Linked DNA regions of Mus musculus: regions 2 and 3 are each linked to region 1. A link is a loop called in an ENCODE intact Hi-C map of the cell type or tissue named here. Cell type or tissue: gastrocnemius. All regions are shown on one strand.

Evidence for each region. Peaks named below come from ENCODE experiments on the same cell type or tissue, not always from the same donor. Only the 100,000 strongest peaks of a DNase experiment are listed, where the experiment ranks them.
Region 2: a loop joins it to region 1, with 6 times the contacts of the local background. A loop is called at or near these places in 25 of 42 quality-filtered maps.
Region 3: a loop joins it to region 1, with 19 times the contacts of the local background. A loop is called at or near these places in 6 of 42 quality-filtered maps.

Annotation. Positions count from the first base shown.
Region 1 is chr3:98,223,023-98,231,022 of GRCm38, forward strand. Reg4 (regenerating islet-derived family, member 4) reads left to right here. Exons shown (of 6, transcript NM_026328.2): 2 at 1,635-1,818; 3 at 6,762-6,856. The coding sequence starts at 1,752. Among named protein-coding and RNA genes, the nearest start is that of Reg4, 4.9 kb to the left of the region's middle. In gastrocnemius, CTCF peaks have their summits at 1,408 (motif pointing left) and 4,414 (motif pointing right); DNase peaks (open chromatin) are centred at 921, 1,401, 1,855 and 4,405; H3K27ac peaks cover 637 bases.
Region 2 is chr3:98,309,686-98,317,685 of GRCm38, forward strand. Hmgcs2 (3-hydroxy-3-methylglutaryl-Coenzyme A synthase 2) reads left to right here. Exons shown (of 10, transcript NM_008256.4): 10 at 1-1,053. It overlaps Phgdh (3-phosphoglycerate dehydrogenase), which reads right to left. Exons shown (of 12, transcript NM_016966.3): 9 at 6,721-6,853; 10 at 5,380-5,510; 11 at 4,483-4,720; 12 at 3,486-3,772. The coding sequence ends at 3,618. Among named protein-coding and RNA genes, the nearest start is that of Phgdh, 26 kb to the right of the region's middle. In gastrocnemius, a CTCF peak has its summit at 3,431 (motif pointing left); DNase peaks (open chromatin) are centred at 3,418, 3,753, 4,177 and 5,697.
Region 3 is chr3:98,440,210-98,448,209 of GRCm38, forward strand. Gm4450 (predicted gene 4450) reads right to left here. Exons shown (of 4, transcript NM_001370870.1): 4 at 5,851-6,662. The coding sequence ends at 5,851. Among named protein-coding and RNA genes, the nearest start is that of Gm4450, 13 kb to the right of the region's middle. In gastrocnemius, CTCF peaks have their summits at 2,236 and 3,410 (motif pointing left); no DNase peak of the experiment used is centred here.

The DNA.
Region 1 (8,000 bases):
AAAGTGCTCACAGGGCTGCAGATTAGAGTTTCCAGAAGTCTCCATTTTAGTTACATCGGCCCTCCTAAGCCATCAATTATTTGATATTTTATTATTATTCTTTTATCATAAAGCATTGTTAAATAAGAACTCAATGAATTCTTCATTTATCATAGTTTTGTTTTTTGGAGATTTTTTGTTTGTTTTGTTTTTTGAAAACAACTATTGCTTAGAATTGTAGGAAAGCATAATTAAGAATGGAAGGGTGTGTGGGTGACTACACTAACCTAATACCACAGTGGTGGTTAATGTTTCTCATAGAAATTCCAAAGATTATAAAGGAGAGCATGCATAGGACAAAGGCATTTTAAAAACCTGAACATGACTTCTGTGAAGAGATCCAGCGAGGCCCAGAGCTCAGCACTTGGCAAAGGGGCAGGGACTACTTCGAGGAAGCAAACAGAAGTGGAGCTTTTGGGTGTCATGTTGAACCCCTACAGCTGTTGTTTGTCCCCCTTCAGAGTGGAAAAAAAATCATAAATGAGAGAAAATATGAACTGAGATACACTGTTAGTAACTTCACTAGGAGGTATAAATATACAAAAAGCAGTCTCACAAATCATCAAAAAGAAAAAATCCAACATGTAGAAAAATGTACGAAGCTATGAACTGATAAATCACAAACGAAATGTTAAAAAGTGTATCATTTTTATTTATATAATTTACAAGTAGATAAAAATTATATCACTTATGCTCCATTTTGTTGGTAGCTTTTAAATAGGGGCAAAAATGTCTTTTTAAATACCAAACTGAGTAAAAAGCACTTTCTGACAAACTTTAGCATCATGGAGTAGGAGGGCAGCAGTCTTGAGTTCCCACGAAGGAGTGAGCAGGCAAGCCTGCCAGGAGACAGCGGCCTTCCTCTGCAAACGCAGCAGAACACGTGGGTTCACACCAAACAGAAGAGAAAGCAGGCAAAGAGCCTGGCTGCAAGAACGTTCTTTGTAGCCGGCTTGGTACCAGGCAGGGTGACTCTAGGCTCTGCAGGCTCTTGCCCAAACTGCTTGTCTCTGGGAGATGAATCACTTCTTATCTCCTGGTCTGTGTTGATGTTTTAATGACTTATAAGTTTTTTGATAATGAAAGAGGAGACCAGCAAAGATTCTTTTTTTTTTTCCTTTTCTTTGTTTTAAGTGATGTAACCAAGGTTTAAGAGTCAGAGCTGGTGACATGAGCTAATGACTCCCAGTCCCTCTAAACCCAATGCTTTCTTATCTGTAACTGTATTGGAGCCATCTGTTTACCTTCAACATTAAAAAAAAAAAAAAAAAATCCCAGTGTTGGAATCCCTTTCTTTCATTTACTGGACTTGAGGAGGCCTAGTATCCCCTGTGAGAAAACGTGCCCAGGTCGCCCTCTGCTGACTGTCCTGGAGACAACTCGGGAACTCTGGGTAGTTCAGGAACTGCTCAACACTTCTGCCCCTGTCCTTAGGACTCTGGCATTGGTCCAGAGGGCTTGCAGGGAAAAATAAAATTCCACAATGTCTGCAATCCCTACATTAAACTTGAGATTATCTTCATTGTAAAATGCTAATCTACCTGACAGTATTTTGACGTGGTAGCTAAATCCCAGCATCTTTCTCACTGCTCCAGATTGCAGGTCTAGGAGAATCCAGAAAAAAGAGAAGAAAAGAAAAGAAAAAAACTGGAACGGGCTCTGAGGGCCTTGAAATCAAAGCATTGAAGTATCATCTCCATCGAAAGAGGAAGATGGCTTCCAAAGGCGTGCGGCTACTCTTACTGCTGAGCTGGGTAGCTGGCCCCGAAGTCCTGAGCGGTAAGTTCAGTCAGTTATTGGAAGGCAGCCACAGGTAGTAAGTACACAGTGCACATAGTATGCCATCCACTCACCTGCCCAGGCATTCCAGGAAAGCATATCAAGATGAGAATGCAAAATCAGGTGGCCGTCAGAGAAGAGCCAGTCTGAGACGGTTGGAAGCCACCCTTAAGTCAAGGGTTGCAGAATAAAGATTTTGAGTTTGTTGTGAGCGATAGAGAGCCTGTTTCAAGAAGCCAACAGGCCTCAGGCTGTCTGTAGCTCATAGCTATAATCACAATGTCCAACCATTTATGCACTGTTCTCGTGTTTGAGCATATTACAAAGTCCTGTTTACCAGGGACCTGCAAAGCTAGTTAGAGAGATGACTATTGTACACTCATAGCACAAGGACAGGGAGCGTGCCAGGGACACTGTGGAATCTGCAGCAGAGAAAGGAGGATGAAGAAGGTTTGAGTGTGTTGAGGAGAACCACCACGGACTATCCGGGATGGAAAGAGATGCAATGTGGGGTCCTCTGATATAAATGCTCCGTTGAATCTGAGAATGACAAAAGTCACACTGATGCCCAGCTCCTAGCTTGGTCATCTCCCACAGTACCCCACAACCTCACTGGGAGTTGGAGGAGGCAGGACCTCTGAGAAACAAGAGTTGCTTGTTTGAGCATTAGTTCTGTCGAGGGAAGAGGCCACTAAAAAGATCTGCTGAGGCCTAGAAGTTCTCGAATGGACTTTGCCAAGGGGATGAATGAATGCAAGGAAGTGTGGGGAGAGGTGGAGCTTTTGGGGCATCGGTTGAAGGCTGTGTTTTTGCCGTGGCCTACCCTCCACGTGGCCTTGTATGATACTCTGCCCCTGACTCCACACTTGTCTCAGCTACCAGCTCTCTGTGTCTGATTTCTCAGGACCCAGGGAATTCAGCCACTGCCCCTGCACCCTGCAAGAATGCAGAGAACACTGGAAACTGTCCCCAGTCCCTGCTGCCTTACAGCCGTGTCTGTATGCTCCTTGGGGGCTGCCCTGACCTCTGGCTTCCTTTAAGAGCTTGACACTGACCCTGGCTATCTTCTGGAGAATGAGATAAGACTTCCCAACCTCTTCCCAGGACTTCACTAATCTCCTTGGGTCTCTCCCCAGGAGGAGACTAGAGCCAAAACATATAGCACGGGTCCTTCCATGGCTCTTTTCCAGACAGATCTTCCTCCCAGCTGTAGAAAACCTTTTTGTTTATTGCTGCATTCATGAGAACTGTGCTTAGGACAGATCCCATATATATATATTTGCACAAAAGCTTGTGGAAAAAAAAAGTCTAATCTTGCATTTAAAGTAGATGTGGAGAGCTTAGAAACTGATTTTTTTTCTTTCAACGGAGGCTGATGGCCAACATCATAGCTCTGTTGTCTGAGCAATGGCTCCTTGCCCTGGCCTGTGGGGCTCAATGAAGAGAAACAGAGAGACATTTAGACACAATGAAAACTGCACTGGCTAATATTTTTCAGAAATACTCCACCTTGTTATCATAACAATGGTGCTGGTTTCTCACAGCTACAATTCTAGCTGAGTCTGGTTCTGCATGTCTGGAATTTTGGCTACTCAGGAGAACAGTGCAGCATGACCTCAGAGCCCTGACCTGCCTGGGCGACACAGAGTTCAAGGCCAGTCTTGGAAGCTTAAACAGGCTCTGCTTCAGGTTTAAAAGAGAAAAGAAGAGAAAAGAAAAGAAAAGGAAAGGAAAAGGAAAAGAAAAGAAGCCTAGGGCTAGCCTGTAGATCTACAGCTCTGTGGCAGGACTTTCCCACCATGCACCAGACCAGTCCCCAGTATCACACAAGAAAGCTATAGTTCTAACCAGCTGTCATTTATTTAGCAATTATTTTGTGCTAGGCGGCGTGCTAACCACTGTGTTTGCATTAGGTATGCATTATCCCACCAGCTCTCCAGGCAACCCTGTGGGGAAAGTGTACATCAGTTCACTGTGCAGACAAGAAGTCAGAGTTGTACGAAGGTTAGGAGATTAGAAAGACCACTAAAGATAGAGAGCCTGGTGCGAGGACCTGTCTCTTGTCACCCCATGTGCAGCAATGAGGAGACTTGGCACCTGTGGCAGAGATGTGAAAAGACTCTAGGCTGCTGAGAACGCAGCGGCTCCTCAGAAGTCCCACTCCACTCCTGTCTCGTGGCCTTAACAGGTTTTCTTGTCCGTACCACGAGTGCCCATTCCCATCTGTCTGAGACAGTCTGGCTATTAAGTAGGACAGCCCGAATAAATATGAGTGGCTTGCAGGTTTTTGTTTTTTAAACATAGCTTGAGCATGACTAAGCCGGCTAGAGTCCCAACTCAGAGCCACACTGTCTAGACCATAGCTTCTCTTTTTCTTATTTGCTGTGGGAGTGTGAGGCGCAACAACTTCTTTCTGCCTCGTTTCCTCATCTGGGACGTGGTGGCAATATCAGGAACTATATAATGGGGGTGAGGGTGGGTTCTAGAGTATAAACTGCCCAGAGAAGGACCTGGTACCAAGGAATGCTGGGTAAACCCGAGGCACAACGGCGCATGGCCTCAGTTGGAAGCATTTCTAAGTGTTCCCACCAGGGGGCGCATGTCGGTAGCTGCAACAATGCAAGGCTAAGGTGAGAAAGAACGATGGAGAAAAGCAGAGGGGAGGAAAGAATCGAGGAGGAGCGCACAAAGGCACGGAGAAAAACAAAAGAGATAGGCGAATTGAAAATACGCCATGGGCTGAGGTCTTGGGTTGAATAAAAAAGAAAAAAATAAGTTGAATGTCAATATCTATCTGACTGTGGCTGCTGACCGGATACAACATGACCGCCACCGCTACCTCTTGCTCCTGCAGCGTTGCCCTTCCTGCTTTGAAGGATCGAATCCCGCCAAGCTACAAACCAAATAAACCCCTTTCTCCTCCAGCTGCATTTGTCAGGTATCTGGTCACAGCTGTGAGAAAAAGATGACCAATACGCGTTCCTTCCCATTTGTTAGCTCAGTGATTATCCTTCACTCACAGATCTGCTCACACACACAATAGAGCTAAATCTGTAAGAGCCTCGTGCTCCAGATCAGCTGGCACTGGTGCCTGGGAGATTGTAGCTAGAGAGGGCAAGAAGATGGAGCCAAGAAAGCACTTCAGTGCTAAGGAGCTGGCAGCAAGGCTCAGTTGGTAGAAGGTGTGCCTAGCTTGCATGAAAACCTGGCTTTGACCCTCCACTGTTTTGTAAAATCAAATGATGGCAATGCCTATACTCTCAGCACAAGGAGCCACAGGCAGGAGAGTCAGAGGTTCAAAGTCATCCTCAGCTACTTTGTGAGTTCAAGGCCAGTCTGGGCTGCATGAGACTTTGTTTCAAAGGAAAGAAAAGGGAGGGGGGAAAGAGAGAGATGGAGGGGGGAGTTGACAGGGAGGGAGGAAGAAAGAGAGAGAAGGGAGAAGAGAGAAGGGAGAGGGGAAAAGGGGAGAGGTAGATAGATAGAAAGAAAGGAAGAAAGGAAGAAAGAAAGAAAGAAAGAAAGAAAGAAAGGAAGGAAGGAAGGAAGGAAGAACACTAAGGAGCAGGGAACCTGTCTGAAATCAGTGTGAAAGCCCTGGAGATTTACAGGGAGCAAATGAAACAGAACAAAGAGTGCCACGCAGTCATCTGACTGGGAAAAGGTCAACACACTTAAACAGCTCTAGTCTGCCCACATCACCGTGGAAGACCTTTGCAGTGGTCTAGAGTGTAGGTGTGCAGCCACATTGTCACAGGGCTCGGATTGCTAGCCTGGTTGCCCCTTGGCCATCAGCCCCTCTTCACTTCTCCTCGTCTCTTCTTTATCAATTTCCAGTAAGAAACTGGAGCCTTCCTGAGTCACAGTCTCCTTTGCCACAAAGCCTTTCTCGTTCCTTTGGCCATGCTTGTCTTACAGATCCCCTATACTCAAACTTAGGGGCTTGCTGTTTCTGCACACATTCTGGTCCCCATGCCTCTGCCCAGCCCATTCCTTTTCTCTAAAAAGTCCTCTCTTCTCTCTATTGATGCACAGCCCACCCATCGTCACATTCTGCTAAGTTGCCGTTTGTCCCACCCCCTTCCAAAATGGCTCTTTCTCCTAATAATGCCCCCAACTCCCAGTTTATGTCTCTACTCGACAAAGCCTGACTGTGTCATTCTACCAATTGTTTGAGTGTGTTCACTGTAGTTACACATCCTGATCTAGTGAAATGGTAGCAGTCGATGAGCGTTGAGCCCTCAGAGCACACAGAGACAAAACTCCAATGGCTATAAGACCTCCTTAACTCCTTCTTTGACAGCTGGACCACAGCAATATTTGAGCTCCTTAAAATTCCTATTGATTTAGAGTGTTCAGTAGTCTCAGAAAGCTTGATGCCCCTTTCCCAGGAAATACCCACCCTGGGAAAGATCCTTTGAGGAGGGCTGGGAGAAGAGTAATAATAAAGTTTTTGGTTTTGTTTTGTATGATCTCTCTCTCTCTCTCTCTCTCTCTCTCTCTCTCTCTCTCTGTCTCTGTCTCTGTCTCTGTCTCTATCTGTCTCTGTCTCTCTGTCTCTGCTTCTACCCTGTGTGTGTGTATGTTTTGAGACAGAATCTCATGTAGCCCAGGCTGTCCTCAAACTCACGATGTAGCCAAGGATGGCTTTCAATTTCTGATTCTTCTACTTAGTATTCTGTTAGGATCACAGACATGAACAGTGTTAGGAGTCAAACCCAGGACTTTATGCATGCAAGGCAGGCATTCTTTCATCAGCTTACCTAGATCCTTAAGTCTACACAGCACACATTTTCAACAGCTCAGCAGGGTCCTTCCAAAAGAGACTCTTCCCTTTATTCAAGGTATTCTTGATCTAAAAACTGTCTCATCGTGGCACTGACAGGTTTTTTTTTTTTTTTTTTTGGCATCATAATCTGTAACTACCTTTTGTTTCTGTACAGATATCTTGAGACCCAGCTGTGCCCCAGGATGGTTTTACTATAGGTCCCACTGCTATGGGTACTTCCGGAAGCTAAGAAACTGGTCTCATGCTGAGGTAAGAAGTTTTGGGCTGTTGGTTTCTTTTAAAGAAAAGGGCCAGCTAGAGCCCCAGATCATATTTAACTTAAATTTAAGAGTTCTCCCTGGGCATTCAGGAGAAGCCTCATGGTTGAAGAGAAGAGGGATCCGCCCAGCCTCTTCAGTTTTGTGATCATTGGTCATGTAGGTACTGCGTTCAGACCTTCAATAGGCTGCGTGGACACAGAGTGAGGAGCGAGTAGCCATGACTTCCAGAGAGCTATAAATAAGCAGATCAAAGGAACAGGAAGAGACGGGGTTCTTGTGCAAAGAAGACCCAAATTCCCCTGTGAGGCTTGCCAGAGTGATGTGCAAACACCTGAAACAGGTCTCCAGGGTGCCAGGTGAAATGCAAAGAAATAGAAAAAAAAAAAGGTGGCCTCGCCTGACCCAACCCACACACGCCTGAATTTTATTCTTTCTAGCTATGCTAAGATATATCCAAATATTCAGTCCAAGTAAGTGAAGGATTGATATTGTTGTCTGTCTAGCTTGTGACTGATTGATACATATAGATACAATGTGACATGATCCAGGCCCATAGTGGCCTCAAGATTCCTATCTGTGTCCCAAAACAAAGACCCACCAGGTGACAGCTAATGAGTTATCCAGCTGTGTTCTCTGACCTCCAGAACGGTGAGAGGACAGGGCCTACTGGAGCATGCCTACAATCCTAGCTCTTGGGAGCTGAGGCAGGGTGGTCATGAGTCGTTTGAGGCCAGCCTTGGCTACATAGGGATGCTTTCCCTCAACAAACAATAGAAGTGTGAGAGGATGCATGGTGTGACATCAAAGCAGGAAATGTGATTGCAGTGTAAGCAAAAATGATCTCCTTTTGAATAAGTCAAGAGAAGTAGCAGAGATAATCCAAGGAACAAAATGTTTTATTGAGTGGGGTCCTGAATAACTGGGGGCAGGGAACAGAGAGAGCAAGAGGAAAGAGCAAGAAGATGAGAGGCAGATGGATAGACACCAGAGTCTGTAATTATGAGGAAATTGTGCTTCAGAGAGATGAAGTGACTTGTGAAGGTCATTGAGACCCTTTGGCCCTAAATCTCAGGAGAGCTGCCTTTTCTTCTGAGAGCCAACAGTAAGGCCTTCTGTCTTCTATAGTGACAGAA
Region 2 (8,000 bases), 87 kb after region 1:
TAGTTACCGAGACTAAAGGCAAAGCAAAATCCATAAGGTTGGCCAGGCATGATCATGCAGAACTGAAATCTCAGCACTTGGGAAGCCGAGGCAGGGCTGAGTTCAAGGCTGATACATGTGAACTTGGTCTACAGAGCAAGTTCCAGGACATCCAAGGCTATAAAGAGAAACAGTCTTGAAAAGCAACAACAACAACAGAAACAAACTCAAAAGGATGACGCAGAAGTAGAATCCTCTCTTCTTTGGGTAAAGAGAACACAGAGTCCTCATAAAACAGCAATGTTTTAGGAATGTGAGCATTGGGCACAAGCAAAGGGGAGAAAAGAGGGCAGGGGAGGGATAGGAAGGACAAGGGGTTCTAGTCTTCCATTGTCTTTTAGAAAAAGCTCTGGACAGAGGTTCTGTTGAACCTTGAGGGAAGCCAGCTGGCCGAGGAGCCTCAAACACACACATGAAATGCGGTGACGGCCATGTCCCACCACCAGCAGTAAAGCCGGGCGAGGCCCAGGCTGAGCAGCTAATCCAGCCCTAGCCCCTCCTCAGCCCCTCCATGCACATGAGACCCTCGATCTTTCCAGAACTTCTTGCAGGACCGTGCTCCCTTCTTAGGTCACTGCAGCCATGTCTGTCTACACGAAAGAGAAGCCAGTGTCCCCCTGGTTCAAGACAGGGACACAGAACCCACGAAGAGCTCTCTGCAGGGTCTTGACAGCCCCCCCTTTCTGTGTCCCATTGTTGGGCCCTGGTATTCCTCTACCAGAAGTCACATGGATTCAACTAGGGGATGATCTCAAAGTAACACTGTGGAACTGGGAAGATGGCCCAGGGAGTTAAGGCACCTGCTACTAACCTTGACAACCTGAGTTCCATCCCTGGGACCCCCATGGTAAAGAGATAACCCATTCCTGAAAGTGTCCTCTTGTTACCAAACTTGGGGTCACTGTTTCTACTATAAGAAATCAAGTTCAGCCACCTGTCCCCAAGAAGCCACCTGTGCACTTTGGCATGAATGTGTTCTATCCCTCAATAAAATGCATTTCAAAATTGTGTCAAGGTGCTGGCTGAGTGAATGATTGTTGTCACCACACAGCAGCTGAAGGACAAACCTCAACTCATAAGCAGAACACACTGGCTGTCAGTACCTAACCACCCTCACGCCATCACACACACACACACACACACACACACACACACACACAGACACACACAGACACACACAGACACACACACACACACACACACACACACACACACACACGTCTCTTGCTCTTTTCCTCATCAGCCTTTATATAAGGCCTGAGGAGGTTTTCCTTTGGCTACTCTGGGATACTCTTCATTCAAACTGACTGTCCAGGAGTTAGCATTTAAGGCCAGTTCTATAATGCCATTCCAACATTTACCCCGACTCACTGCCGATATACTTGAGAGTGAAACTCCACTCTACAAGTTTCAGGGATTGGATGTCACAAGGTAGAATATCAGAAATGGCACTGATTGGGGGCAAACACCTTTCTTCACTTCATAAAGTCAACCCAAAGTGATTCCCCAGACACCAACATCCTCTGCTCAAATGACTTCTTCCCTAGAAGATCCCCTAGGAGAATCTTTATAGTCTTTAGCCATGCCCACAAGACTGCTGGTGCTGGGTCTGGCATAGCTGTGTAAGGGAAGGTGTGACACAATTCCTGACCCTGGAGCATCACCAGGCCATTAATCCCATGCCCTCCAACATGTGCTGATGGTTGCTGTTGCCCAAAGTTGATCTTCTGTCTTTACTACTCACTTTCAGTCTTTCTCTCTGAAGAATAGACTTCCCCCCATTACTCAGAGCTAATCATGGCATAGTAAATGAAATAGATGCAGTACTCAGTAATGAGGAATGGAGATGGTCATGAGGTTATGGAGGGCGAGGAACAGGCCCTCCACTTGGCCTTTAGGGCCATGGGAAAGGATCTAGACAATATAACCACAGAGGCCATAAAAGCCTATATGGTCCTTTGTAGAAGTGGTTCATTGCCAGACTTGGCCTTGAATTTGGAATCATGAAGAAGAACACGTACTCTCCAGTTCAATGACTGCTGCATTGATTAGCCAGGATGAACTTGGAGACTTCAAGGATAGAGAGTTAGAGTGAAATCAGGAAAAAAAGGGTATGGATAGAAAAAGTAGGAATTTATACATAATTTAGGAATAAATAGTGTTAGAAGGAGAGTACATGAGGCTATGGAATTGCTAGGATAAGGAAATGGAGACTAGGGGCCTGGAGAGATGGCTCAGTGGTTAAGAGCACTGACCGCTCTTCCAGAGGTCCTGAGTTCAATTCCCAGAAACCACATAGTGGCTCACAACCATTTGTAATGGGGTCCGATGCCCTCTTCTGGTGTCATAAATCTTTTTATAAAAGGAAATGAAGATTAGAGAATTAAGAGATGATGTGGAAGCATATAAAAAGTTAGTGTTGTTTTTCTAGCTGATTGAAGAATTGGAGATGACAATGCCTGGAAGGATATTAGAGAGCACTGTTTAATTTTTCTACTTACATAAATTCAAAACTTTGTAAGGAATCATTTTAATTTTAGTAGTTTGTCACTTTTCTATTCTTACATGGAAGCAGTTACTAAAGACTACTGTCTGCTGTAATGAAACTTGGAAGAGCTCTGCCCAGCTACCTGTGAAGAACAGGCTGTGTAAACCTATAAGGAAATGTGTGCTTGCTTTGTGCTCAGTTCTGCTCTAAGGAAATGGGGGCTGGGACTATTGATCCAGACTCAGAGTTGATGTAAATCTAAGAATTCTTGATAATTATTAACAGTGACCAAAGCCTTGAGGATGTAGCCTTAGTAAATAAAAGGCTGTCTTCAGTCTCTCTCTGGGTATTACAATTAAGCTGAAGTTGAAGAATAAAGAGTACTGAGAATCGTCAGGGAACAGAGAGAGTACCTGAACCAGCAGCTTGCATCTAATACTGACTCGGAGTCATTATTGAATCAGCACCGTCCCCATTCCCAGCTTTCTCAGGACTCTCCTCATGCTGAGGCTGGACCTCAGCAGGTGCAGGAGGTAGCCACTTTGAATTCTTCAAAAGCAAGTCATTATTCAGTTATAAAACTAGCTCTAGATCAAGTGCAGCTAACTGGAGGGCATTCCTTAGAATGAGTGATACCTCAGGTTTGAGATCTTCCAATGGGGGAGGGGGTGGTGGTCGTGAATTCTGCCTTTTCAGTTTGTGGGAGGTTGTGATTGGCCAAGGGCCACTACTGCAAAGAAATGCCCCCATACTCTCCCACATGACCTTCAAACTACTTCCTCCTCCCCAGACCCGGAATCTCTACACCGCTGCAGCATATGACCTGTGTGTTTAGCCACATCCAGAAGACCCTAACCTTCCTCTATATACCCTGCTGGTCAGCTGCCAAAACCTAGAGAGGCGGCCTGTGGGCGCCCTCTGCTGGCCTTTCTGGATAATGATCACACAGACACCATGTGGAGTTAAGAATTCTTTACTAGGTATTAGTTCAGGCAGATGCCCTGGTTCTGCGATCCCCTCTCCCTATAGGTCACAGTTGAGCGGGTTTCTTCAGAAGAGCCTGTGGGGCTGAGAGTGCTGAACCCCAGGGTCAGAAGCAGAACTGGAAAGCCTCCAATACATGCTGCTTCCATGTTTCCAGGCTGGGCAGCAGGGAGGACAGGCCCATGACGTGCCAGGGCTCTCCGTCAGACACCATGGAGGTTTGGTAGGACAGCAGCTGTACACCCGCCTCTGCCAGGAGGCCTGGGAGGAAGGAAAGGAAAGCCCTGGTTAGGTTGAGGGAAGGGGTGAGAGGGCAGGGCCCAGAGCAGGCTTCCATGGCCAACGATGCATGGGGGATGGAGAGGGAAGGAGGGGGAGGGAGCTTAAATGGCAGGACAGGTGAATTTCTTCTGCTACGGGACTCTCTCAGCACTGCCTGAGCATCAGGTGAGGTGGAGGGAGGACAGCAGGAGAAGCAGAGAACCTCCCTCTGGGCAGCTGACAAGTGGGATAAGATGACTCCCCCTACCTCCCAAAGTCTGGGGACACACCCTCTGCCAAGACCCAGAACCTTCGGCAGCCCAGGTCTCAGGGGAGACTGGGGCCACACCACAGAAGAGGTACTCTGACACACTTTGCTGTGGCTAAGCTGGCCACTAGGATCTATAGAAAGGCAGTCCATAAAGGACTCCTGGGACACAGACTGTGTGTGTACATGGCAAACTTGTGCCATGGCCGGGGATAGTAGCAGGCACTCTGCCCATACCGCTGTGATCTCAGATAAGCCACTTCCCCGCTGTAGAAACAGTTCAGGAACCCTCTGTGAGGGACATATAGACATGCCTGAGGCAGAAAAAGGCCCAGAGGAAGCATCTCTCCAGGGCCAGGGCCCAATTCTAGGGATTCCCCCCCCCCCCCCCCATCTCTACTTCAGAAGCCTGGCCAGCCTCCCTGACAAAAAGCCTTCTCACCAATCATAGTGGGCAGCATCCCAGGGTCGGAGGGCTGAGCCCGGAATACGAGCAGGGGTTGGCCCCTGCGTAGTGGCACCTCTGGTCTGAAGACAGCTCCGTTGAGCATCTGCAGCATTGGTGTGGTGCCCTGGACCAAGCCCACGGCTTGGTAGGGAGCACCTGCCAGGGCCACAGTCAGGAGGCATTCCCCGCTACCCTGCTCCCCTGGAACCCCAGGGTTGTGGGAGGTGGTGACCTGTAGAGAGAAGACAGAGACACAGCCTAATTACCCATGTGTATCTCTCTCTCTTTCTCTCTCTCTCTCTCTCTGTGTGTGTGTGTGTGTGTGTGTGTGAGAGAGAGAGAGAGAGAGAGAGAGAGAGAGAAAGAGAGAGAGAGATCTAGCCTGGCCCACCAGTTCAGTCCTGGCTCACTAGTTCGGTGATTTGGGGCTAGGGACAAATGGCATGAGCATTATGCCCCCAGACATTAGCTTATTGGGACAGTCAATATGCCCCATAAAGGGAGGAAGGACCCCCCCACCCCTGCCTGCTTCAGAGCATTTTTGCACTATACATACAGTATTTTTGTGAGTATGAGCTCACTTCGAAATGCTCAGACATATGCTTTTTCCCTTTACAGATGAAGTAATTAAGACTAGCTCTCATCAGTAGACAGGGTGAATGGCAAGAAGCAAGCCCAAGTGAAACTGTGAACAGGCTTCTAAGATGAGGGGTGAAGCGAGGCTCAGGGGCATGTGCCTATAATCCTGGCACTGGGGAGTTAATAGCAGGAGGATCAGGAGTTCAAGGACAACCTGGGTTCTGTGAGAATGTCTCAAAGAAACAAATTTAAAAAAAAAAAAAAAAAAAAAAGGGATGGCAGAGCAGTGCTCAGAGTAACGACGGGGCGCACATTGAGGCCAGCCTCTTTCACCAGTAGCTTAGCGTTCACCAAGTTCACGTCTGCCTGCTTAGATGCTTCTCTCAGAAGGCCGACAATGACTGCAGGGCTCAGGCAGGTCCCAGCATTCTTCAGAGATGTTCCTGGGGACACAGAAGGTTGCCCTGAAGATCATTGTTTACTGGGTACCACAGGAGGGGGAAGGGAGCCACAGGCACTTAACCCTCAGCTACAAGGCCCTTGTTGGCCTGGGAACCCCAACTGCACCCTGCACTGGGCACTGCGACTGCTTCCAAGTGCTGAAAGCCAGCTGGGACAGATCTGGTTCCAAGGCCAGAAACCTAAGAAGCTTTAACCAATTGGAGGCACTCCCCTCCAAAATGCAGTCCAACTCATGGCAGGCCTCCATGGCCTGCCTGTCTTCCCAGAAGATACTTGAAAACTTGTGATGCCACCAGTGGCTGGAACTCGAGACCCTTGCAAACACTGAAGTAACTGCATGCCCTCAGCCCCCTGGCATGCTTCTTCAGGGTCTGGGTACTCAGGCCAGTGGACATGGTACCCCTGGCTGTGCCTGTCCCTGGTAATTCCAGTGTTTGGGATTTAACTGTCCTGCCCAACTTCACATTTTCTCCCCAAGAGTCAGGTGCCAAATAGGTGACAGGGTAAGACAGCCTTGTACAGGAAGAAGGGACCACCGGACTCCATCTGCAGAATGGTGGACCCACTACCAAGAAGAAAGCAGAGTTGCATGCAACTACAGGTTCATAATCAGACCCAAACAATTTTGTTGCATAATTTAAAATCTCTCTACAGATCCCAATGTCTTTTAACATGAAACTATCTGGTTGGGCTGGTGACAGGGTTCAGTGGTTAGGAGCACTGACTGCTCTTCCAGAGGTCCTGAGTTCAAATCCCAGCAACCACATGATGGTTTACAACCATCCCTAGCAAGATCTGACACCCTCGTCTGGAGTGTATTTACATATAATAAATAAATAAATAAATAAATAAATAAATAAATAAATCTTTTTTTAAAAAAAGAAAGAAAAGAGAAACTCCCTGGTCTCTCTTGCATGGAAAACATGCATATCCTAAAAACATTGCATAACTGTTATCTGTGACAATTAAATAAGTTTTCCCAGGGAATTTGTATCCCACTTACACACTTCCTTTGTCCACCTCCATAGTGGGTGAGTTACACCCAGAGCAGGATCCAAGTCCCCTGAATCTGCCACTAGATCTGCCATGAGCATTGGGCATACCCAGCAGAGATAAGTCCACATCCCCACTTCCCTGTCCCTAGGCAGTGCCCCTAGCTCCTGCTGTGGACCTGACCAGACCTCTGCTCACCTTGTGTAACCACCTGGATGGTCCCTTTAGGGGAGCCAGCCCAGGCGTGCATCAGCGTGCCCATTGCTTCTGCCAGACCAATCCAAGGCTTGGTGTGTGGAGAGAAGGCACTGGTGAGGGCCTGGGCGTTCACCTGCAGAGAGATGAGGATTAAATCAGGGCACACTTGCTCGAATGAACAGCTGAACCAGTGTTGTGTGGCCAAGGGTCAGCTTGGCATGGATAGGCAACTAAGGTTGTGGATGATGATGACCACCAACCATCAAGCAGGGAACAGGGACTTGTCCCTGTAGGTGAGAAGTACTAAATAGCCCTAAGAGGACACAGAAAGTTTCAACCACGCTACATGGCCAGAACAGGGGTAAGAAGCCTGGCTACCTTCATTGAGCAGCATTGGTACTGGCTCTCTCTGTGAGAGGTTGGCTTCTTGTGTGACAGAGAGGGGACAGCACAGTAAAACATGGAAGTCACTGATGGTGGGGGGGCGGAATGGTGCATCTCGGGGATGGTGATCGAATTTGCCGGTTTCCGTTTTGAGACAGGATCTCACTTCATAGTCTAGCCTGGTGAAACTCCAGCCTTACCTAACTCCTGAGTGCTAGGATTACAGGAGTGAGCCACCACATCTACATCGGGCTCATTTTATTATCTATTTTGATTATTTTAAGTGACTGCTCACATTTGTCGCTGAACACTATGCTCAGTTGCCATGACTTATAAACACATTCAGGCAGGTCTGATTATACTGTATTATGCTTCAAACATTCACCAGTGCCAAGATGCTGAGGCATGCTGGGAAATTGAGCATCTAGGGACAAGTAGAACATCCCTGGACATCCCAAGTATAGAGTCTCAAGGCACACACCTCCCCCCACCCACTCCCAGGGACCTCTAATAACAGAGCTTCTTTGTTCTGAGGTAAAATTCCTACTCCTTTTTGTGGTTACAGATGCTCTGGCTTCCAGCCAGGTGTTAACAATTTCTTTGCGGCTCCTTAGAAAGAATCCATCCAAGAAGGAGTTTAACTAGGAACCTGGGCTTTAAATCTGGGTTTGGTGGCTCCTGCGTATGATCTCTAGCAGTAAGAAGGCCAAGGGAGGAGGTTCTCTCTGTGTCCCGGGCCAGCTGTAGATTCAGAGTAAAACCCCATCTCTAAACACAAGCCAAACCCCCGCCCCACTGGCAAACGTACAAGAACTCGGGTTTGATGAAGAAAATCAAATAAGTGGCTATGAGATGAGAAAAAAAAACAATGCTTCTATTCTTGCTTTCAGTTATCA
Region 3 (8,000 bases), 220 kb after region 1:
TGGTGAGAAGCTGGAAGCAATCCCACTAAAATCAGGGACTACACAAGGCTGTCCACTCTCTCCCTACCTATTCAACATTATACTTGAAGTCTTAGCCAGAGCAATTAGACAACAAAAGGAGATCAAGGGGATACAAATTGGAAAGGAAGGAGACAAAATATCACTTTTTGCAGATGATATGATAGTTTATATAAGTGACCCTAAAAATTCCACCAGAGAACTCCTAAGCCTGACAAACAGCTTCGGTGAAGTAGCTGGATATAAAATTAACTCAAACAAGTCAATGGACTTTCTGTACACAAAGGATAAACAGGCTGAGAAAAAAATTAGGAAAACATAACACCCTTCACAATAGTCACAAATAATATAAAATACCTTGGCATGACTCTAACTAAAGAAGTGAAAGATCTGTATGATAAGAACTTCAAGTGTCTGAAGAAAGAAATTAAAGATCTCAGAAGATGGAAAGATCTCCCATGCTCATGGATTGGCAGGATCAACATTGTAAAAATGGCTATCTTGCCAAAAGCAATCTACAGATTCAATGCAATCCCCATCAAAATTCTAACTCAATTCTTCAACGAATTAGAAAGGACAATCGGCAGATTCATCTGGAATAACAAAAAACCTAGAATAGCAAATACTCTTCTCAAGGATAAAAGAACCTCTGGTGGAATCACCATGCCTGACCTAAAGCTATACTACAGAGCAATTGTGATAAAAACTTCATGGTACTGGTATAGCTACAGACAAGTAGACCAATGGAACAGAATTGAAGACCCAGAGATGAACCCATACACCTATAGTCACTTGATCTTTGACAAGGGAGCTAAAACCATCCAGTGGAAGAAAGACAGCATTTTCAACAATTGGTGCTGGCACAACTGGCGGTTATCATGTAGAAGAATGCGAATTGATCCATTCCTATCTCCTTGTATTAAGGTCAAATCTAAGTGGATTAAGGAACTCCACATAAAACCAGAGATACTGAAACTTATAGAGGAGAAAGTAGGGAAAAGCCTCGAAGATATGGGTACAGGGGAAAAAATTCCTGAATAGAACAGCAATGGCTTGTACTGTAAGATTGAGAATCGATAAATGGGACCTCATAAAGTTGCAAAGCTTCTGCAAGGTAAAAGACACTGTCAATAAGACAAAAAGACCACCAACAGATTGGGAAAGGATCTTTACCTATCCTAAATAAGATAGGGGGCTAATATCCAAAATATATAAAAAAACTCAGGAATGTGGGCTCCAGAAAATCAAATAATCCCATTACAAAATGGGTCTCAGAGGTCAACAAAGAATTCTCACCTGAGGAATACCGAATGGCAGAGAAGCACCTGAAAAAAATGTTCAACATCCTTAATCATCAAGGAAATGCAAATCAAAACAACCCTGAGAATCCACCTCACACCAGTCAGAATGGATAAGATTAAAAATTCAGATGACAGCAGATGCTGGCGAGGATGTGGAGAAAGAGGAACATTCTTCCATTGTTGGTGGGATTGTAAGCTTGTACAACCACTCTGGAAATCAGTCTGGCGGTTCCTCAGAAAATTGGACATAGTACTACTGGAGGATCCCGAAATACCTCTCCTGGGCATATATCCAGAAGATGTCCCAACCGGTAAGAAGGACACATGCTCCACTATGTTCATAGCAGTCTTATTTATAATAGCCAGAAGCTGGAAAGAACCCAGATGCCCCTCAACAGAGGAATGGATACAGAAAATGTGGTACATTTACACAATGGAGTACTACTCAGCTATTAAAAGGAATGAATTTATGTATTTCCTAGGCAAATGGATGGACCTGGAGGGCATCATCCTGAGTGAGGTAACCCATTCACAAAGGAACTCACACAATATGTACTCACTGATAAGTGGATATTAGCCCAAAAACTTAGGATACCCAACATATAAGATACAATTTGCTAAACGCATGAAACTCAAGAAGAACAATGACCAAAGTGTGGACACTTTGTCCCTTATTAGAATTGGGAACAAAACACCCATGGAAGGAGTTATAGAGACAAAGTTTGGAGCTGTGATGAAAGATGGACCATCTAGAAACTGCCATATCCGGGGATCCATCCCATAATCAACTTCCAAACGCTGACACCATTGCATACACTAGCAAGATTTTGCTGAAAGGACCCAGATATAGCTGTCTCTTGTGAGACAATGCTTGGGCCTAGCAAACACAGAAGTGGATGGTCACAGTCAGCTATTGGATGGATCACAGCGCCCCCAATGGAGGAGCTAGAGAAAGTACCCAAGGAGCTAAAGGGATCTGCAACCCTATAGGTGGAACAACAATAAAAACTAACCAGTACCCTGGAGCTCTTGACTCTAGCTGCATATGTATCAAAAGATGGCCTAGTTGGCCATCACTGGAAAGAGAGGCCCATTGGACATGCAAACTTTATATGCCCCAGTACAGGGGAACGCCAGGGCCAAAAAGTGGGAGTGGGTGGGTAGGGGATTGGGGGGGAAGGTATGGGGGACTTTTGGGATAGCATTGAAAATGTAAATGAGGAAAATACCTAATAAAAATATTTTTTAAAAAAAGAGTTCTGTCTGTCTTTGTCTTTCAAGTGCTGGGATTAAAGGCATGTGCCACCACTGCCTGGATATATTTTTTTCATCAGATCACATTTCTTTAAAATCAAAGCTGGTACCAAGCTTTCTGAAAGTTCTGATTTTGATGAAGTATAAACTTAGGACTCATGTCAAGGGGAGACAGATATATCACTGTAACATCCCACATCTTGTTAAGGATTTTACACCCACGTGAACAGCAGTACTCACTCACTCACTCACTCACTCACTCACTCACTCACCCTCTTCCTTGAGCTACACTCACTCTACTACCTAAAGCTCACACTCCTGGAATTGAACATCAAAGATCAAGCCTTTGGTATCCTGCCACTTTCCAGAAGATGGCCTTTTAAACACACCTGTCATTGGATCTCCCAGGTTCTCAGATGCCAACTTTATCAAGGGCCCAGCTCTGTCTTGCACCTGACACACCTAATGTCCCTCAGCAAACCCAGCTGAAGTGGTATCCAGGCTCTTTTATTTCCCTGGCCCTCCTCCTTACCCTCCTGCACACTGACCCTCTCTGCATCAGACTCAGGCTGCCATCCCTGCATGGAGTCCCCTGGCTCTCCTTCTCAAGTTCCTTCTGTCATCTGAGCTTTCCCAGACACCTTCTGTTCAGTTCCCTTACCTTCATCCATAAGTACATCACACTTAGACCCGTGTGTGAACAGTTCCCTTACTCCAAGACCACAGAATGCAGGGGAAAGGAAAAGAGGCTTACTTTGAACTGGGCTGCTGCCATTCTTTCTGGTCCTTTACTGCCCCCTTGTGATGATTTGCCTGTAGGAACTCTTGTGTGTTGTCACCCTAACTGCCACCAAGCACTCTGTCCAGGTTGATTAAGGAAGGAGATCTTTGTTATCCAAAGCATTCTAAGGCCTTATCGAGCCAGATACACAAACCAGTTCACTCTCCTTTCGTTCCACTCACCCTTGCTAGAGCTTGGGAGGCTGCTTTCCTCTGGAAACTGGCTCAGTGGATCAAGAAGGGATTTCAAGTAGGCTAAACATCAAGATGGAAGATCCATTCATTCCCCACCAGTCCCATTTTCTTCTGATCTAACAGAACAGGCCTGGGGAAGGTGTTCAGTTTCCCCAGGGCAGATGGATGCTCACTCTCTGCAAGGTGCCTGGGTTGTATGTGCTGCAGCCGTCAGCTGCCCACAGCCTGGATGTCCAGTGGTGAGCTCCACTTGAGCCCTTGCAGGGATTCCTGAGGATTTCCCCTTCCCTTTACAGAGTGCATGCTGCAGCTACATCCTCACTGACTGTCCTCCAACACAAAGAATTTAGGGATGCAGGAGTCAAAACACAAATGTATAACAAACTGTGGTTTAGAGATCTGCCCTGAAATTTACTTTCATTTCCAGAAACAGGCAACTTCTCCTTTTATACCATAGAACATTGTCCAGTTACCTGAATTAAAAGTTTCTTGATATGACAGGGGCAAGGAAAGACAGATTGTCTCTGTGTTAATGAGAAACAAAGTGGTCTTCCTACTCTGTTACTAGCCTGTGTGAAATGGTGCTGCTCTCTCTCTCTCTCTCTCTCTCTCTCTCTCTCTCTCTCTCTCTCTCTCTCTCTCTCTCTCTCTCTCCCAACTCTGTCTATTGTAGTGATCAGGACTCTTGGTTTGGTTTGCTGTATAGAACTTCAGCATGGTTTTGCCTCCTGACTGTAGTATGGGAACTCAGTTCCAATCTATAAACATTACTCCTCAAATATGAGGTAAGAAAGAAATTTTGATGCTGGGTGAGATTTTACTTCTCTCTGTGATATCATATGACAGGCAGGTGACTTAACTGTCTGTTAACCAGTCCCATGGAACCTGAAACTCTCTTCTGCCCTCTAAGGGAACCAGACATGTATCCACTAAGTGCACAGACATATATGTGTCAAAACACCCATATAAATGTAAGCAGACAGATAAATGATGGCTTAATTGTGTATGGACAGGCAGACAGACAGGCAGACATTAGAAATGGGAAGGGTAGAAACTGAGGCTCTAATCTGCAATCCCAGGTATTACAAGAGACAGGCAGTTTTGTTCCCCCTACCCGGAGCCCCCCACACCTTGTTTAGTTTGGGGCTGTCTGGTTGAGCAGGTAGGGCTTCTTTCATCTGTGGGAGTTGAGGTCAGTTACTAACTCCATTATCATGTAAGACCTGAAACCTGTCTTGACTGGCTTCCTCTGGCCAGAGACACTGGGAGCAATGAGAGAGAAAGAGAGAGAGAGAGAGAGAGAGAGAGAGAGAGAGAGAGAGAGAGAGAGAGAGAGAGAGAGAGAAACCGTGAAAGAGGCTAAATCAATAGAAGGAAAAAGAGAGAGAGAAGATGGGAAATGGATGAAACAAGAGGGGGAGGCAGTTGCATTTAGAGCTGGGGATAGTAGATTTTCACACCATGGCTCAGTAGGAGATACATTTAGTCTGTGTGTGGGTGTTCATTAGAAGGAGACTCTCAGATCATCTCTTCAGCCCAGGGCCATTTGTTATCGTGTTCATGACCTCCTGGGTACTTCTCAAGGCTTCTTCTGGTTCTAGAGAGTCTCTTTGCTAAAAAGGAGGGAAAGGAGACTTGCCCTAGAGGGATAGACTATGCTCTATAGTTGTGGTATACACTACCCACCTCCCCAACCAGTGTGAGCTCAACCACTCAGAGGGAGGCGAGTTTTAATTTCCTAAGACCAGGAGCAAGATTCGGTCTGTGATCTGGCAATGCTGAACTGAAGCACTCTAGATTAGATGGTTGGCCCAGGCTTGCGCTCAACTAAGCAGGAGTCAGGTTCACCAGCACTGACTATGGACTTCACTGGATATAGAAAAGAAAGGTGGCCACTGGAGTGACCAAACACACACCTTTTCCACATTAAGCATTAAAAGATTTTATTGTTCTTTTCTTTGAGCTTCATAAAGGTATGGGAATTTTCTCAGACACGAAATGCGTTGGCACATGGAAAGGAGATGTGGAAGCCCTGATGAAATTCTAACCTACAAGAGGTTCCAGGCAACTCACTATCAGCCACCCATCCTTGGGTCACAGCAGCTGAGGCACATCTTGTGCATTGCTGGACAAGTGCTTAGAGCTGAAGGGTTGCAACTGGGCCAGTGACTTGCAAGGCTTCTGGTGACCCAAAGACAAGTTGGACAGAGTGTAAAATGGAATTGTTAAGAGTTGGATTGTTTCTAAGTCCCTTTCTGGAGGACCTAATAACACCCAGGGCCATGTCCTCTCCCTCTTCATATCACTGTGACTTTTTGTTTCCAATCTCCCTGTGCTGCATCACTAGTGTTCCGATCCACTCTGAGGTTTTCTGCTTGGCTTCCTCCCAGCTGACAAGTGGCTCATAGCCCAGATCTCGCTGAGCCTTCTTGTAGGAGAAGGTGAATACACTATTTAGCACTGTGATCAAGAGGCGGTTAAATGGTGGTCTATAGTTGTAGACTGGACGTAGCAGGAAGCTCACAGTTTCCAGGAGGAAGGCAAGCCAGTAGAGCAGGGGCAGAGGAAGACTCCAGCTGGTATCAAGGCGGAGGCCCCACTCCTTGCTCAGGGTGCATTTTAAGTCATCATAGCTTTGGTGAGGGGTGTCATCTGTAATGTAATAGAACTGTCCTTGGATGCTTGGGGACTTCTTAGGGTCCTGTAGGCTCCTGGCAGCCAGAATGTGAGCCCAGGCTGCATTGCCCACATACACTGGGTTGGCAATGGAGAATGTGGCATCTTTCTTAATTATGCTGTTGTTCTTCAGTGCTGTTTTCACAGTGGTTGAAGTGACTTGGCATTCTTCCCCATAGATGAAAGAGAGTCTTAAGGCACAAGTATGCAAAGTGCCACCATTTTTCAGGATGCTCCCATTGGCTGCCAGCACTGCCTTCTCAGCCATCTTTTTGCTGTATGGGTATGGGTTAGACCATGTGCTTTCATGATGCTCCTCCTCATGGGCATTCAGGATGATCTCCTTGTAGGAATTTGGTCCAGCCACAAGCACTGAGCTGCTGTAGATGAATGTTGGCACGTTGGCTTCCACACAAGCATCCAGTAGGAGCTGAGTACCTGTCCATAGGAAGCCCACAATCATTGCTAAGAAATAAGCCAAAGGTCACCGTGGCAATGGGGTCAGACTGGTCTCCATCCCAAATTCCGTGAAATGGCCAATAGAGGCTAAATGTATTACCACCTGATAGTGACACAAACCTACTATTCTATAGGAAATATTCACTCTGAAATTAATGGAGGTGACATGTAGATTCTGGAAATGAGGGATTTCCAGATTTACAAATTGAGGTGTTTTTTTTTTTTTAATTTATAAAGCTCTCTCTCTCTCTCCCTCTCTCTCTCTGTCCATGTGTTTTTTTTTCTTTTTTGAACTTTTTTTTGTTAATACTACAGAACTAACCTCGGCTCTTTCACATGTTAGGCAAGGCCCCTACCACTGAGGCACTGTCTCAATTTAGTTTCTATTGCTCTGCTTAACACCACGAACAAAGAAACTTGGAGGAGGGAAGGGTTTGTAGGGCTCATATGTCAAAATTACAGTTCATCACTGAGAAAAGTCACTGTAGGAACAAAGGCAGAAGTCCCAATGCTATTCCCTTGCATCCCATGATCGTTTAAGTTGTTTACATAATATAACCCAGGACCTCTTGCTCAGCCTTGACACAACCAAGTGGGCAGTGTCATATCTATTCCAGCCCTCTCATATCCATCACTAACCAAGAAAATAACCCACAGAAGACAATCAGATGGAGCAATTCCTCAGTAGAAGTTCCTTCTTTCCAGGTGACTACTGTGTGTCAAGCTGACAAAATCTAAGCTGTCTTTTTACCTTGGAAAATATGTCTCTAGATTTTTCTTCTGGAAAGGTGTTCCCTTATGTGTTTTAAAAACTGACGTCAACTGAACAAAGAATTCTCACCCGAGGAATACCGAATGGCAGAGAAGCACCTGAAAAAATGTTTAACATCTTTAATCATCAGGGAAATGCAAATCAAAACAACCCTGAGATTCCACCTCACACCAGTCAGAATGGGTAAGATGAAATATTCAGGTGACAGCAGATGTTGGCAAGGATGTGGAGAAAGAGGAGCGCTCCTCCATTGTTGGTGGGATTGCAAGCTTGTACAACCACTCTGGAAATCAGTCTGGCGGTTCCTCAGAAAATTAGACATAGTACTACCTGAGGATCCAGCAATACCTCTCCTGGGCATATATCCAGAAGATGTCCCAACCGGTAAGAAGGACACATACTCCACTATGTTCATAGCAGCCTTATTTATAATAGCCAGAAGCTGGAAAGAACCCAGATGCCCCTCAACAGAGGAATGGATACAGAAAATGTGGTACATTTACACAATGGAGTACTACTCAGCTATTAAAAAGAATGAATTTATG